3 separate regions of the Homo sapiens genome follow, and regions 1 and 3 are each linked to region 2. A link is a contact called in ENCODE Hi-C or POLR2A ChIA-PET data. All regions are on one chromosome and are shown on one strand. The core of a region is the stretch at or near the end of the contact, and the rest is flanking DNA. Distances in the headings are between cores, read along the strand shown.

Region 1 (4,327 bases), core at 1,138-3,637, 2.3 Mb after region 2:
TTTAAGCAATACTGAAATGCCAAAAAGAAAGTAAAATTCACTCCAAAAGTAAAATTCACCCCAAATCTCACTACTCCTGTAACTATGTCTGACAGCCAGCTGTTGGGTCTTCCATCGTTTTTAACCTTCAGGTGAGCACACAGATCCTTATTTTTTCTTTTCTTTTCTTTTTTTTTTTTTTTTTTTTTTGAGACGCAGTCTCCTGTTGCCCAGGCTGGAGTGCAATGGCGCGATCTCTGCTCACCGTAACTTCTGCCTCCCGGGTTCAAGCAAGTCTCCTGCCTCAGCTTCCTGAGTAGCTGGGATTACAGGCATGCACCATCACGCCTGGCTAATTTTTGTATTTTTAGTAGAGACGGGGTTTCACCAAGCTGGCCAAGCTGGTCTCGAACTCCCGACCTCAGGCAATCCGCCCACCTCAGCCTCCCAAAGTGCTGGGATTACAGGCGTGAGCCACCTTGCCCGGACTCTCTTTGTATTTTTTCTTTCTTTTTTTTGAGACAGAGTCTTGCTCTGTCTCCCAGGCTGGAGTGCAGCGACATGATCTCAGCTCACTGCAGCCTCTATCTCCCAGGTTCCGGCAGTTCTCCTACCGGTTAGCTGGGATTACAGGCATGCGCCACCACACCCGGCTAATTTTTGTATTTTTAGTAGAGACGGGGTTTCACCATGTTGGTCAGGCTGGTCTCCAACTCCTGACCTCAAATGATCTGCACACCTCGGCCTCCTAAAGTGCTGGAATTACCGGTGTGAGCCACCGCGCCTGGCCAGATCCTTATTTTTTCAATTGCAATACAGCAGTATGCAAGGCACTTACTGTATGCCAAAGCTTATGCCGAGAGCTGGCTGCCAGCAGCTCCTCCTGCCTCGAGGCCTTTGTCCATGTCATCATTTCCCCTTTGGCTGTAACAGCTGCAGTTCTCTCATAATTTTAGGTTTCATCTTAAATGTCACTTCTTCAGAGGCTTCTTGACAGCACAAGTCAGGGCCCTTGTTAGTTTCATCACATCCATTACCTTTCCTTGATCACTTGTACCATCATCTGTAATTTATTTTTATGTTTAATACGGGTGTGGGATTTCTGATTTTTTTTTTTGCTAGACTGGAAGCTCTCAGAGGGCAGGAACCATTTGTTTCCCTGCCACAGAGATGTTCAATAAATATTGTCAATTGAATGTGCAAATAATCTCACTTAACCACAGCTATGAGGGATGCTATTTTATCCCCATTTTAGAGATGACTAAACTGAGGCTTAGAACAATTAACCCAAGGTCACAGTGAATTAGTGGATCCATGTGTCTGCCTCCACACAGCCTGTGTGTTCTTAATTATTGATCACTAAGCAACAGCTGCCTCTCACAAACTGGCAGGAAACTTCAACTTTTCCCTTTTATCAATATATTGTGAACGCCTTTTCTTGCTAATAAATATACATTTGTGTGCGTAATTTTTAATGATCCCATGGTATTCCATCGTGTGGATGTAATTTACATATTCATTTCCTTATTCTCACTTCTTCCTAGTTACAGCACTTCTTTAAGCACTTGTAATTTTTATTCCTTTGGATAAATTCCTAGAAGTTTACAACACGACCAGCTGCAAGATGGGGCAGTGAGGTGCTTGAAGGAGTGGGTGGGCTGCACTTCAGAATCCCGGTGGAACTTTTTCAAAAAACTCGTGCCCGGGGCCCCCCTCTCAGGAGGCCGTCGGTGGGCCTGGGCACTGGCGTGGTTTTCAGGTCCTCAGTGGTTCCGAGGTGCCAGAGATTGAGGACCACTGGAGTAAGCGCGAGGTCACGGCGGGTGCAAAGCAGAAGACGTAAAATCCTGACCGCCCTGGGACAATCTGCAACCTTGTCAAGCCTCCGTGCCCGCCTTTGTAAGGAGGCTGGGAGAAGCGGGACTTGGATGACCCGGACTCCCGTCCCGAGCGCTGGGGTCCAGGTTTGACTCCGCTGGCTTTCTCAGGCGGGCAGGGCGGGGGTAGGCAGCTGGGAAGATGACGTAATGTGCTCCCAGCCAGGCCTGGAGGCGGCCAGCGGTCGCAGGTGGAGGGTGGCCTGTTAACCCTTCACTCCCAGGCCAGTGGACGGACTTGCGTGTGGCGCAGATCCAACGGAGAAGGCAGCGGCTCCTTTAAACAAGGCGGAGAAGGTTAAGATGATGACCGGACGGCTACTCCAGGCATTCGCTCCGAGGCCGCGGGGGGAGGGACCTCACTATGCAAATCTGAGCTGCTGATCGATGACGCGCCATCACCCCACGCACCGCTTCGCTCGCCCATTGGCTGAGATGAGCCTGGTCCCATTGACAACAAACAGGGGGGCGCGCGGCCTGGAGGCGGGGCCGCAGGGGGCGCGGGCTGGGGCGGGGGAATCCCGCCCCGCCCTTTCTGTGCGGCGCCCGGGCGCAACGCAAACATGGCGGCGGGTGGCACCCGTCGGTGAGGCGGTGCCGGGCGGGGGTTGTCGGGTGTCATGGGCGGTGGCGACGGCACCGCCCCCGCGTCTCCCTGAGCGGGACGGCAGGGGGGGCTTCTGCGCTGAGCCGGGCGATGGACGACAGCGGCGAGCTGGGTGGTCTGGAGACCATGGAGACCCTCACGGAGCTGGGCGACGAGCTGACCCTGGGAGACATCGACGGTGAGTGGTGGGTGGGTGGGAGTGCGGGGGCCGCGCGGGGAGGAAGGGGTTACGGCGGCGCGCCCGGGTGCGCGTGCGCCCACCCCCCGACAGCCCCGGTTCGCGCGGGAAGAACCCCGTGCGCACGGTGCCCCCGGCGGTCCTCAACCCTTCCGGCGCTGCGAGCGTGAGCCCGACCCAGCTGCGCCGCTCCGGGAGGCCGTGGGATCTGGGGCGCCGCGGGGCCGAAAGCGGCGCGAGGGTCGCGGGTTCCAGAGCGCGGGGCTAGGGACGTCGCGGGGGCGTCTCAGGGAGCGGCCTAAGGAGAGCGCGTGGCCGCCGCCTCCCTCGCGCGCCCACACGCGGTTTCCGTGGTCCGCTCTCCCGCCGCCCGCGACCGCGCGTCGCACCTGTCACTCCCTTCCTGGCCGCGGGGACGTCTTTGGGATTCCCGGGGCCCAGCCCCCAGTCTCCGCGCCCCGAATCCCTGGGCTTCTCAGGATTGACCGACGGCCAGGTCGCCGGGTGCTCCGCGAAACTTTGGGCAGCGACTGCAGAAGCAAGTTGCTGATGAAGAGAGCAGTGGCGGCGGAGTGTGGACACATCTCTCCGGGATGGAGACCCGGGCGCTCCTGCTGTCACGCTGCAAGGGGAATTGAGCAGAAGAAATTTTGAGTTGTGGCCCCTCGGGTACGGGCTGGGGAGCGGGTGGCCTTTGTTCCAGCGCCTTAACAGCGGAGTGGAAGAGCTGGTAGGAGCCCAGGGATCCACTCTTAAAATACTAATTTTGCGACCACGGGAACAACGATTTGGAGAGGGTCAGCGGCTTGCTCAAGGTCACCCAGCTGGTTAGAGCCTAGTTCTTGCAGTTCCTTGGCCAGTATTGGTTTTTTTATACCCCTCCTTTCAAGAAAGAGTCCAGTTGACTAGGCTAGTAATCTTATTAACTGGATAGTTGCACTCTTATGTTTAGGCCCCAAAATGCTTTGTATTATTTCACTTCTTCCTCACAACAATCCTGTGAGATACTCTTATTACCTCTATTTTAATACGGTAATTAAAGAAGCCGAGGCCAGGAGATGTTGACTTATCTAAGGCCACTCACCTTAGAGAGCTTAGGCAGAAACACAGGTGCATTGTACTTTTCAGTTTTCAGAATGCTTTCATGTCCAGGATCTCACTACAGCCTTGCAGGCATGTATGATGGCTACATCCCCGTTGTGCAGATGAAGAAGCAGAAGCAGCAGAAGATTCTCTTTTGGGGGAAGAGATAAATGCAGCAGCTAATTGAAAAGGATCTGTTTGCCATTTTCCCATTTTGCTTTTGTAATATTTCTCCCCTTGGTTTGTCCTTGATTTCCATTTTGGTCATGTGGGCAGTGTGATAAGACCCTTAATTGAAGCCCCAGTTCTAACCACAGACTCTTTGCTAAGTGCTTCTAAATACAGAAATGGGTTAACAAATGGGGGATGGGGTAGGTGGGGGTTGGGAACATAGCAAGGGCAGCTAACATGTTTTGAGAACTTCTGTGCCAGACGGTGTTAAACAGTTATACACGTTAATGTTCTCAATCTTCCTAACAACCCTGTCAGGTAGAGAGAACTGTTATACTTGTCATCTCCCTCTCACTGATCCTGAAAGTGAGGCCCAGGGTGGTTCATTAATTTACTGAAGATTACACAGCCAGTAGAAAGTACTGTATGTCT
Region 2 (4,386 bases), core at 1,488-3,987:
TAGGTGTTTACCTTTACATTTGGATCACCTTGTAGTCTTTAAATTCTTGGTCCCTGAGGCCAAGTCCACAACTTGCCTTCTAGTCACTTGCCTGCCCGCAGTGGTGGTGGATGTGTTAGCTGGTAGATTTGGAATCAGTCACCAGTCTTTCTGTACTGTCTTGGTTAGCTCTATATAAGTAGGGGCAGCTTAGCCCTGAGGCCCAGAGACCTGCTGTCCTTTTTCTCCTTGAGGGAGGAAATAAAACTGCGGAATACAATGTCCTTCCATAGCATGGGAAGAAGAAAATAAACATCTCCTTTCCAACAGCTGTGACTTGTGTGTGTCGTATAGAACATTTTCCTGTGGGAGTGGTACTGGGTCTCCATTTTCAGCTAGGGGAACCTTTGAAGTGTTTGAGCTAGGTCTCTATAAAAGAATGGATGGGACAGGCTGCCATGGGAGTCATTCTTTTATGACCTTTTCAGTGTCAAAATTGGGGCAGTGTTACTTTAATACTCAACCATTTGCACAGTCATCTGTCAGGAGGTACTGTCTATAGCAAAAGGAGAACACGTCCTGTGGGTCCCTAGTTCTGCCTTTGGAAGACATGGCTAATGGCTCAGGTATTCTTACTGCCTTTGCATGGAAAGGCTAGAAAACTCCTGTATTTTTTTTTTTTTTAAAGACAGGGTCTTGCTCTGTTGCCCAGGCTGAGTTGCAGTGTTGTGATCACAGCTCACTGCAGCTTGGAATTCCTGGGCTCAAGCAATCCTCCCACCTCGGCTTGAGTAGGTGGGGCTACAGGCTGGAGCCACTGCTCCTGGCGCCAACTTCTGTATATCTCAACACTCACGATTCCCCAAGGAGAAAGAAAAAACATACTTTTATTCCAGCATCCAGTATGCCTTGTGTATACCAGTTTTAAAGTTGTTGGTTTCATCTCATTAAATAATAATGAAGAGTCCTCTGAGGCAGCAGGAGGATGTGATGGAGAGTGGCAGAAGTCAGGGTCAGGAGACCTGAGTTCTATGAACAGTGGCAGCAACAGCAACCATTATTGGGCGCTTACATGTACCAGGCAGGCACTGTGCTAAGTGCTTTACATGTATGATCTCACTTCATGAGGCAAGGATACTCATCAGTAGTCTCATTTTACAAATGAGGAAACTGAGGCTCAGAGAGTATAAGTCATTTAGCCAAAATGTCCCAGCCAGGATTCTTTTGGATGCGCTCCCCAAAATCTGTCTTCTAACTCCTACCCCATACTCCCTCCACTGGGAGCCTTGTGACTTTGAGCAAGAAGCTTCATCCCATTGGGCCTCGGTTTACCATTGGAAAGGATTTGTGGGCGAGGTTGAATGAGCGCAGCAGATGGCCTGTGGTTATTTAGAGCAGTGCTTCCCTGGTTGTTTGATATCACAGCGCTCATACTTGTGTGGCCCAGTGAAATGGAGGCGGAAACTCAAAGTTTCCACCTTCACAGGGCCTGACTGGAAGGGGCTGAAGGATGATGGGGAGGTTTCTTGTATTCTTAAAACAGACTACCCCTTCCCAACGCACAACCCCCAGTAAGTGGCCGTGGGTTCCCAAGCGCCTCTCCTCCCTGGGCCATGGGCGTGACTGCTGAAAAGCGGGTTAGGCCGGGGAGTTCAGAATCCGGAGTGAATCCGAACTACCCCAGGGAGACGGCAGCGAAGAAAATCTTGTTCTTAGGAGAACGCAATCTTCGGACACCAGAAGTTCCTCTATGATGCTATTCTGTGGCAGCCTTGCACTTGAGCCGGATGAAAATTGTAAAAACCCAGGTTGGGCGACAGGACGGCGCGTCTTCCCGGCTCCTTTCCAGAGTTTAGGAGGAGCCATGCAGACTCAGCCGGCCTTTGGGGGTAGGTGGACAGGCCCGGCGCGCCCTCTCGAGGCCCCTTCAACCTCCCGGGGGCAGCAGCGCCGTGTCGGCTATGAATGGGGCCTCTGGAAAACTCAGGCTTGGAACAGGTAACCCCCCGGTTTCCGCAGGCCACAAATCACCACCCGCAACCGAAGGACGCGCAGGCTGGGAGCGGCGGCGGGGCCACCAGTGCGGACCTCCACTGAGGGCGGCGGGATCCGACCGCAAGGGCTGGTCCCTGAGGCCACTAAGGGGTGCGCTGGGCTAAGGCCGCCTGGGGGCAGGAGCCAGCGCGATCGTGGCGGGCCAGCAGGCGGGGCTGGCTGAGGACTAGCAGCGACCCGAGACCCCAACCCTTCCCACGCGGACCCCGGGATCCCTCTCCCAGCAGCCGCCCATCTAGGGCCCTGAGCCAATAAGAGCTCGAGATATATATGATTCACCGGGCCTGGGCCAATCACCTTGACGCGCGCTCTTCGCCAGCACCTCGCGCGATAACCTGGCGTCCTCGGCCTTCACAATAAAAACTCTTCGCCGGAAAACGACCTTTCCCCGCCCACTGCGCTGACACCGGAAGCGAGGCGTGTCTGGGAGATCACTCCGCGCTCCGGCGGCGAAGGAAAGAACGGACTCTGATCATAGAAGCCTAGTAAAGTAGTACACCTCTCTCCTTTCGTGAGGCCATAAGAACAAACTCCTTTTCTCGTCACAGCTACGCCCTGGGCATAAACGGTTGGGGCGTCAAAGGGAGGGAGGGAAGGGAGCGGGCGGGAGGAGACGGTCACGTGGTCGCGGCGGAAGGATGCGTCTGTGCTGCGTCCCCATAGAGACGAAGTCTATAAAGGGCCGGCGGGCGGCCACGGCAGCCATTTCTACTTTGCCCGCCCACAGATGTAGTTTTCTCTGCGCGTGTGCGTTTTCCCTCCTCCCCGCCCTCAGGGTCCACGGCCACCATGGCGTATTAGGGGCAGCAGTGCCTGCGGCAGCATTGGCCTTTGCAGCGGCGGCAGCAGCACCAGGCTCTGCAGCGGCAACCCCCAGCGGCTTAAGCCATGGCGTGAGTACCGGGGCGGGTCGTCCAGCTGTGCTCCTGGGGCCGGCGCGGGTTTTGGATTGGTGGGGTGCGGCCTGGGGCCAGGGCGGTGCCGCCAAGGGGGAAGCGATTTAACGAGCGCCCGGGACGCGTGGTCTTTGCTTGGGTGTCCCCGAGACGCTCGCGTGCCTGGGATCGGGAAAGCGTAGTCGGGTGCCCGGACTGCTTCCCCAGGAGCCCTACAGCCCTCGGACCCCGAGCCCCGCAAGGGTCCCAGGGGTCTTGGCTGTTGCCCCACGAAACGTGGCAGGAACCAAGATGGCGGCGGCAGGGCGGCGGCGCGGGCGTGAGTCAAGGGCGGGCGGTGGGCGGGGCGCGGCCGCCCTGGCCGTATTTGGACGTGGGGACGGAGCGCTTTCCTCTTGGCGGCCGGTGGAAGAATCCCCTGGTCTCCGTGAGCGTCCATTTTGTGGAACCTGAGTTGCAAGCAGGGAGGGGCAAATACAACTGCCCTGTTCCCGATTCTCTAGATGGCCGATCTAGAGAAGTCCCGCCTCATAAGTGGAAGGATGAAATTCTCAGAACAGCTAACCTCTAATGGGAGTTGGCTTCTGATTCTCATTCAGGCTTCTCACGGCATTCAGCAGCAGCGTTGCTGTAACCGACAAAGACACCTTCGAATTAAGCACATTCCTCGATTCCAGCAAAGCACCGCAACATGACCGAAATGAGCTTCCTGAGCAGCGAGGTGTTGGTGGGGGACTTGATGTCCCCCTTCGACCAGTCGGGTTTGGGGGCTGAAGAAAGCCTAGGTCTCTTAGATGATTACCTGGAGGTGGCCAAGCACTTCAAACCTCATGGGTTCTCCAGCGACAAGGCTAAGGCGGGCTCCTCCGAATGGCTGGCTGTGGATGGGTTGGTCAGTCCCTCCAACAACAGCAAGGGTGAGTGGGCCACCACCACATCGTCCTGGTGGGATCTAGGGTTAGGGGCCTCCTACCTTTGTATCTGACTCACTTGGCCCCATCACTCAAATGTTTTGCAGAGGATGCCTTCTCCGGGACAGATTGGATGTTGGAGAAAATGGATTTGAAGGAGTTCGACTTGGATGCCCTGTTGGGTATAGATGACCTGGAAACCATGCCAGATGACCTTCTGACCACGTTGGATGACACTTGTGATCTCTTTGCCCCCCTAGTCCAGGAGACTAATAAGCAGCCCCCCCAGACGGTGAACCCAATTGGCCATCTCCCAGAAAGTTTAACAAAACCCGACCAGGTTGCCCCCTTCACCTTCTTACAACCTCTTCCCCTTTCCCCAGGGGTCCTGTCCTCCACTCCAGATCATTCCTTTAGTTTAGAGCTGGGCAGTGAAGTGGATATCACTGAAGGAGATAGGAAGCCAGACTACACTGCTTACGTTGCCATGATCCCTCAGTGCATAAAGGAGGAAGACACCCCTTCAGATAATGATAGTGGCATCT
Region 3 (4,565 bases), core at 1,380-3,879, 2.1 Mb after region 2:
AGTGAGCTGAGATCACGCCACTGCACTCCAGCCTGGGCGACAGAGCGAGACTCCGTCTCAAAAAAAAAAAGAAAAAAAAATTAGCTGGGCGTGGTGGCAAGCGCCTGTAATCCCAGCTACTCAGGAGGCTGAGGCAGGAGAATCCCTTGAACCCGGGAGGTGGAGGTTGCAGTGAACCGAGATCATGCCATCGCACTCCAGCCTGGGGGACAAGAATGAGATTTCATCTCCAAAAAAAAAAAAAAAAAAAGATATTAGCCAGGCATGGTGGCACTTGCCTGTAGTCCCAGCTACCAGCTACTCCAGAAGCTGAGGCGGGAGAATCACTTGAGCCCAGGAGTTCGAGGCTGCAGTGAGCTGTGATAGCGCCACTGCACTCCAGACTGAGTGACAGAGTGAGACCCCGGTCTCTAACAACAACAACAACAAAATAGCATCACAATCAAGTTGATTTTTGAGGAGCCAAAGAACAATAACAAAAATAGCCTCACAAAACAATGCTTAATATTTGCTCTGGGCAAATAGATCCAGATAAAGGCCTGGAGGGAAGCCACACCACAGTAACCACATTAACTTGGGGAGCCGGCCAGGCTCCCCAAGTGCGGTCAGAGTGGACTTTACCCTTCTCTGTTACGTTTCCATTCTTTACCAGGAGAGTGTGCTCATGAAAATGTGTACGATTAAAAATTAACTTTCAAAAGGCACTAAGCACAGAGGCTGGCCCGTAGACAAATTAATAGGCTGTTCTTATTCAGGTTGTTATGTTTGTGGAGCAAAAGGTCAGAGGGAGGAGTCAGAACTGTGCCTAGGCCCTGCCACTTTTGTTCCAGTTCTTTTATTCATTTATTTGTTTGTTTGAGACGGAGTTTCACTCTTGTTGCCCAGGCTGGAGTGCAATGGCACAATCTTGGCTCACTGCAACCTCCACCTCCTGGGTTCAATCGATTCTCCTGCCTCTGCCTCCCCAGTAGCTGGGACTACAGGCACACGACACCACGCCCATCTACTTTTTGTTTTGTTTTGTTTTGAGACTGAGTCTCCCTCTGTCGCCCAGGCTGTAGTGCAATGGCACATTCTCGGCTCACTGCAACTTCTGCCTCTCGGGTTCAAGTGATTCTCCTGCCTCAGCCTCCCGACTAGCTAGGATTACAGGTGCATGCCACCACGCCTGGCTAATTTTTTGTATTTTTAGTAGAGATAGGGTTTCACGATATTGGTCAGGCTGGTCTTAAACTCCTGACATCGTGATCTGTCTGCCTCGGCCTCCCAAAGTGCTGGGATTACAGGCGTGAGCCACTGAACCCAGCCTAATTTTTGTATTTTTAGTAGAGACGGGGTTTCACCATGTTAGCCAGACTGATCTAGAATTCCTGACCTCAGGTGATCTGCCCACCATGGCCTCCCAAAGTGCTGGGATTACAGGCGTGACCCACAAGCAAATGGCCCACCTTTGCTCCAGTCCTGCTATCTTCCTCCCGGATCCACCCCTGCAGGAAGGCCTCCAGGGCCCAAGCCAGGGCAACTTCACCACAGAGGATGGGGAGGGGCATTCGGGACCTAAGAGAGGAGGCTAAGACCTGGGTTCCCATCAGCCACTGCCCAGTAAAGCCCATCCCACTGCTCCCCCACGCTAGGAGACCTGTTGGTTGGTCCTTGAGGCCCCCAGACTGGAGGGTGGGTTACCCACAGGGAGGGCATGAATGAAGCCTGCTTACTGATGCATCCAGCTGGTGAGGGGGCTTTTGGGGACTCACTCACAATGAGACCCAATGGGAGAAAAACTGAGCAGAGGTAAGAGGCTCAACACAGCGAGAGTCTTTAGAAGAAAACTAGACTCTTACCCTCACTATTCCTCAGTGTCCTCACAGCAAACAGGCTAGGCCTGGAGCCTCTCACATCCGGGTGGGTAGAGCTCATAAACGAATTTGAAAAGAAGCCCTCTCTGCTCCACGACTGGGGGTGGAAGGTAAAGTGGGTGATGGGGCTTCAGAAACTAGACCCAGTCCCAGGCCTGCAAAGGTCGGGGTGGGAAGACTCCGAGACGCCCTGTCTCCCACCAGATGATGACTGACGCTTGGCTGTGTGCTTGTGTGCCTGGAACCCCGGTTCAGAAGCCAGCTCCGACCACTGGTGTGTCGTAGGGCTGAACTAGGGTGGGATCCCCAGCTCAGGAGGCGGGGGCGTCCGTGAGCCAGGCCTTAGCGGCGTGTGACAGCCTCCGGGGAGGGAGGGAGCTAGGCCCCTGCTCGCAGCCTCCTCCCTCCAGTACTGGATCCAACCCCAGCACTCCCAAGCAGAACACAGGCAAGGACGCTGCGGGGTCAGTGACGTGAGGGCCAGGTCCCCTCACTCCCGGTGGGTGGCCCCGGATGTCAGGGGGCCGGGTACCGCCGCATCCCACACTCGGTCCCCGGGTGTCCACGGTCACGCTGCTGCAGACCCCACACTCAGCCTCGGGGGTGTCCGCGTGACACTCCCGGTGGGAGCTTCCAATCTTCAGGGTCCTACCTGGCGAGCCGGCGTGAGGGTCCCGTCCACGTCAAACAGGCAGAGGACGCGCTCCTTCCTGCGGGCTGCCTGGGCGGTGACTGCCATGGCTGCAGGTCCGCGCGCGGGGCGGAGTCCCGAAGATGCAACGGCAGAAGCAGCTCAGGGATAAGTGCTGACGGGGCGGGGCATTAGGGGGCGGGGGCCAGTGGACTGCCTGATTGGCCAAATGAAGAAGGGGCGTGGTCTAGGCGGGCGGAAGCGGGGGCGGGGCCTGAGCTGATTCTCATTGCTCGTGGAGGAGGGGAGCGCGGCATAGGGCGGAGCGGAGCCCTCCAGGTTCGATTGGATTGCTCCAAACAAGGCGGAGGAGGGGCCTGAGCCTGGGACCCGCAGGAAGTGAGAGGGTGAACCCGGAAGACAGGGGCGGGGCCAGAATTGGCGGGTTGATAGTGATTGCAACAGGCCGATTAAGGGGCTGGGTCGGGCGGGGCCTCTACCATGCAGTGCAGTGTCTAGTGGGCCAGGCGGGACTAAGAGAGCCGAGGTCGCTCCCCATCCACTCTCACAAGGTTTGTGGCCATCTCTTTGCCTTACAAATTTTGAGCTGTAGGAAATCTCCTGAGCCGGGCGCGGTGGTTCACGCCTGTAATCCCAGCAGTTTGGGACGTCGAGGCGGGCGGATCACCGGAGGTCGGGAGTTCGAGACCAGCCTGACCAACATGGAGAAACCTCGTCTCTACTAAAAATACAAAATTAGCCAGGCGTGGTGGCGCATGCCTGTAATCTCAGCTACTCAGGAGGCTGAGGCAGGAGAATCGCTTGATTCCAAAGAAGCCAGAGGTTGCGGTGAGCCGAGATCGCGCCATTGCACTCCAGCCTCAAAAAAAAAAAAAAAAAAAAAAAAGGAAAGAAAAGAAAAGAAAAGAAATCTCCTGAAGGCCTTTGTTCAGGCTTTGGACTTTGCCAAATTGCCTTCCCCGAGCCTTATTCCTTCTGTCCACACATAAGACCCAGCTCTCAGGGTCTACCTGCTTGGAGACCTTCCCAGATTCTTCTTTTTTTTTTTTTTTTTTGAGACAGAGTCTCGCTCTGCCCAGGCTGGAGTGCAGTGGCGGGATCTCTGCCCACTGCAACCTCCACCTCCCAGGTTCAAGCGGTTCTCATGCCTCAGCCTCCCGAGTAGCTGGGACTGCAGGCGTGTGCCACCATGCCCACCTAATTTTTGTATTTTTACTTACTTTTATGTTTATTTTATTTTATTTTTGACACAGGGCGATTTATTTATTTATTTATTTATTTTTTGAGACTGGGTCTCACTCTGTTACTCAGGTTGGAGTGCAGTGGCATGATCTCGGCTCACTGCAACCTCCGCCTCCCAGGTTCAAGTGATTCTCCTGCCTCAGCCTCCTGAGTAGCTGAAACTACAGAAGTGCGCCACCACGCCCGGCTAATTTTTTTTTTTTTTCTGAGACGGAGTTTTGCTCTTGTTGCCCAGGCTGGAGTGCAATGGCACGATTTCAGCTCACCACAACCTCTGCCTCCCGAGTAGCTGGGATTATTTTGTACCCACTACCACGCTCGGCTAATTTTTTATTTTTAGTAGTAATTTTGTATTTTCACCATGTTAGCCAGGCTGGTCTCGAACTCCTGGCCTCAGGTGATCTGCCTGCCTCAGCCTCCCAAAGTGCTGGGAATACAGGCATGAGCCACCGTTCCCAGCCAACCTTCCCAGATTCGATTCACAATTATTTAACCATTGCGTTGACTTTGGAGTCACTTCCAGGTTGCCTTCCCAGCTCCACCACTATGGGACCTTGGACAAGTCACTTCACCTCTCAGAGGCTTTGTGTCTTCACCTATAAAATGGGATGAACACCACCTGCTTTGTAGGTTTGCTTTTCACATGAAAATAAGTAACAGGCTGGGCGCGGTGGCTCACGCCTGTAATCCCAACACTTTGGGAGGCCGGGATGGGCAGATCACCTGAGGTCATGAGTTTGAGACCAGCCTGGCCAACATGGGGAAAGTCCGTCTCTACTAAAAATACAAAAATTAGCCGGGCATGGTGGCAGGAG

Evidence for each region. A loop is a pair of places that touch in the nucleus more often than their neighbours do. ChIA-PET counts read pairs that join two places held with the same protein, here RNA polymerase II (POLR2A). Pooled maps may share reads with other maps.
Region 1: a loop to region 2 is called in a pooled map, with 8 times the contacts of the local background. The contact joins the promoter of SREBF2 here to the promoter of ATF4 in region 2. A Hi-C loop is called at or near these places in 5 of 50 pooled maps. POLR2A ChIA-PET finds 5 or more read pairs at or near these places in 2 of 52 experiments (B cell and PC-9).
Region 3: a pooled map shows a loop between it and region 2 (6-fold over the local background). The contact joins the promoter of PMM1 here to the promoter of ATF4 in region 2. A Hi-C loop is called at or near these places in 4 of 50 pooled maps. POLR2A ChIA-PET finds 5 or more read pairs at or near these places in 2 of 52 experiments (GM10248 and activated CD8-positive, alpha-beta memory T cell).

The regions. Positions count from the first base shown.
Region 1 is chr22:41,830,718-41,835,044 of GRCh38, forward strand. It overlaps SREBF2 (sterol regulatory element binding transcription factor 2), which reads left to right and starts at 2,388. Exons shown (of 19, transcript NM_004599.4): 1 at 2,388-2,641. The coding sequence starts at 2,554. It overlaps CCDC134 (coiled-coil domain containing 134), which reads left to right. Exons shown (of 7, transcript NM_024821.5): 7 at 1-1,447. It overlaps SREBF2-AS1 (SREBF2 antisense RNA 1), which reads right to left and starts at 3,948. Exons shown (of 2, transcript NR_157279.2): 1 at 3,726-3,948; 2 at 1-3,263. RefSeq lists enhancers at 1-375, 376-915, 1,742-2,251, 1,857-2,513, 4,304-4,327 and silencers at 2,292-2,631, 2,692-3,081.
Region 2 is chr22:39,517,825-39,522,210 of GRCh38, forward strand. ATF4 (activating transcription factor 4) reads left to right here and starts at 2,738. Exons shown (of 3, transcript NM_182810.3): 1 at 2,738-2,927; 2 at 3,530-3,847; 3 at 3,949-4,386. The coding sequence starts at 3,622. It overlaps MIEF1 (mitochondrial elongation factor 1), which reads left to right. Exons shown (of 6, transcript NM_019008.6): 6 at 1-308. RefSeq lists a silencer at 2,076-2,275 and enhancers at 2,656-2,805, 3,166-3,215.
Region 3 is chr22:41,587,211-41,591,775 of GRCh38, forward strand. PMM1 (phosphomannomutase 1) reads right to left here and starts at 2,630. Exons shown (of 8, transcript NM_002676.3): 1 at 2,509-2,630. The coding sequence starts at 2,595. RefSeq lists an enhancer at 1,755-2,434 and a silencer at 2,829-2,978.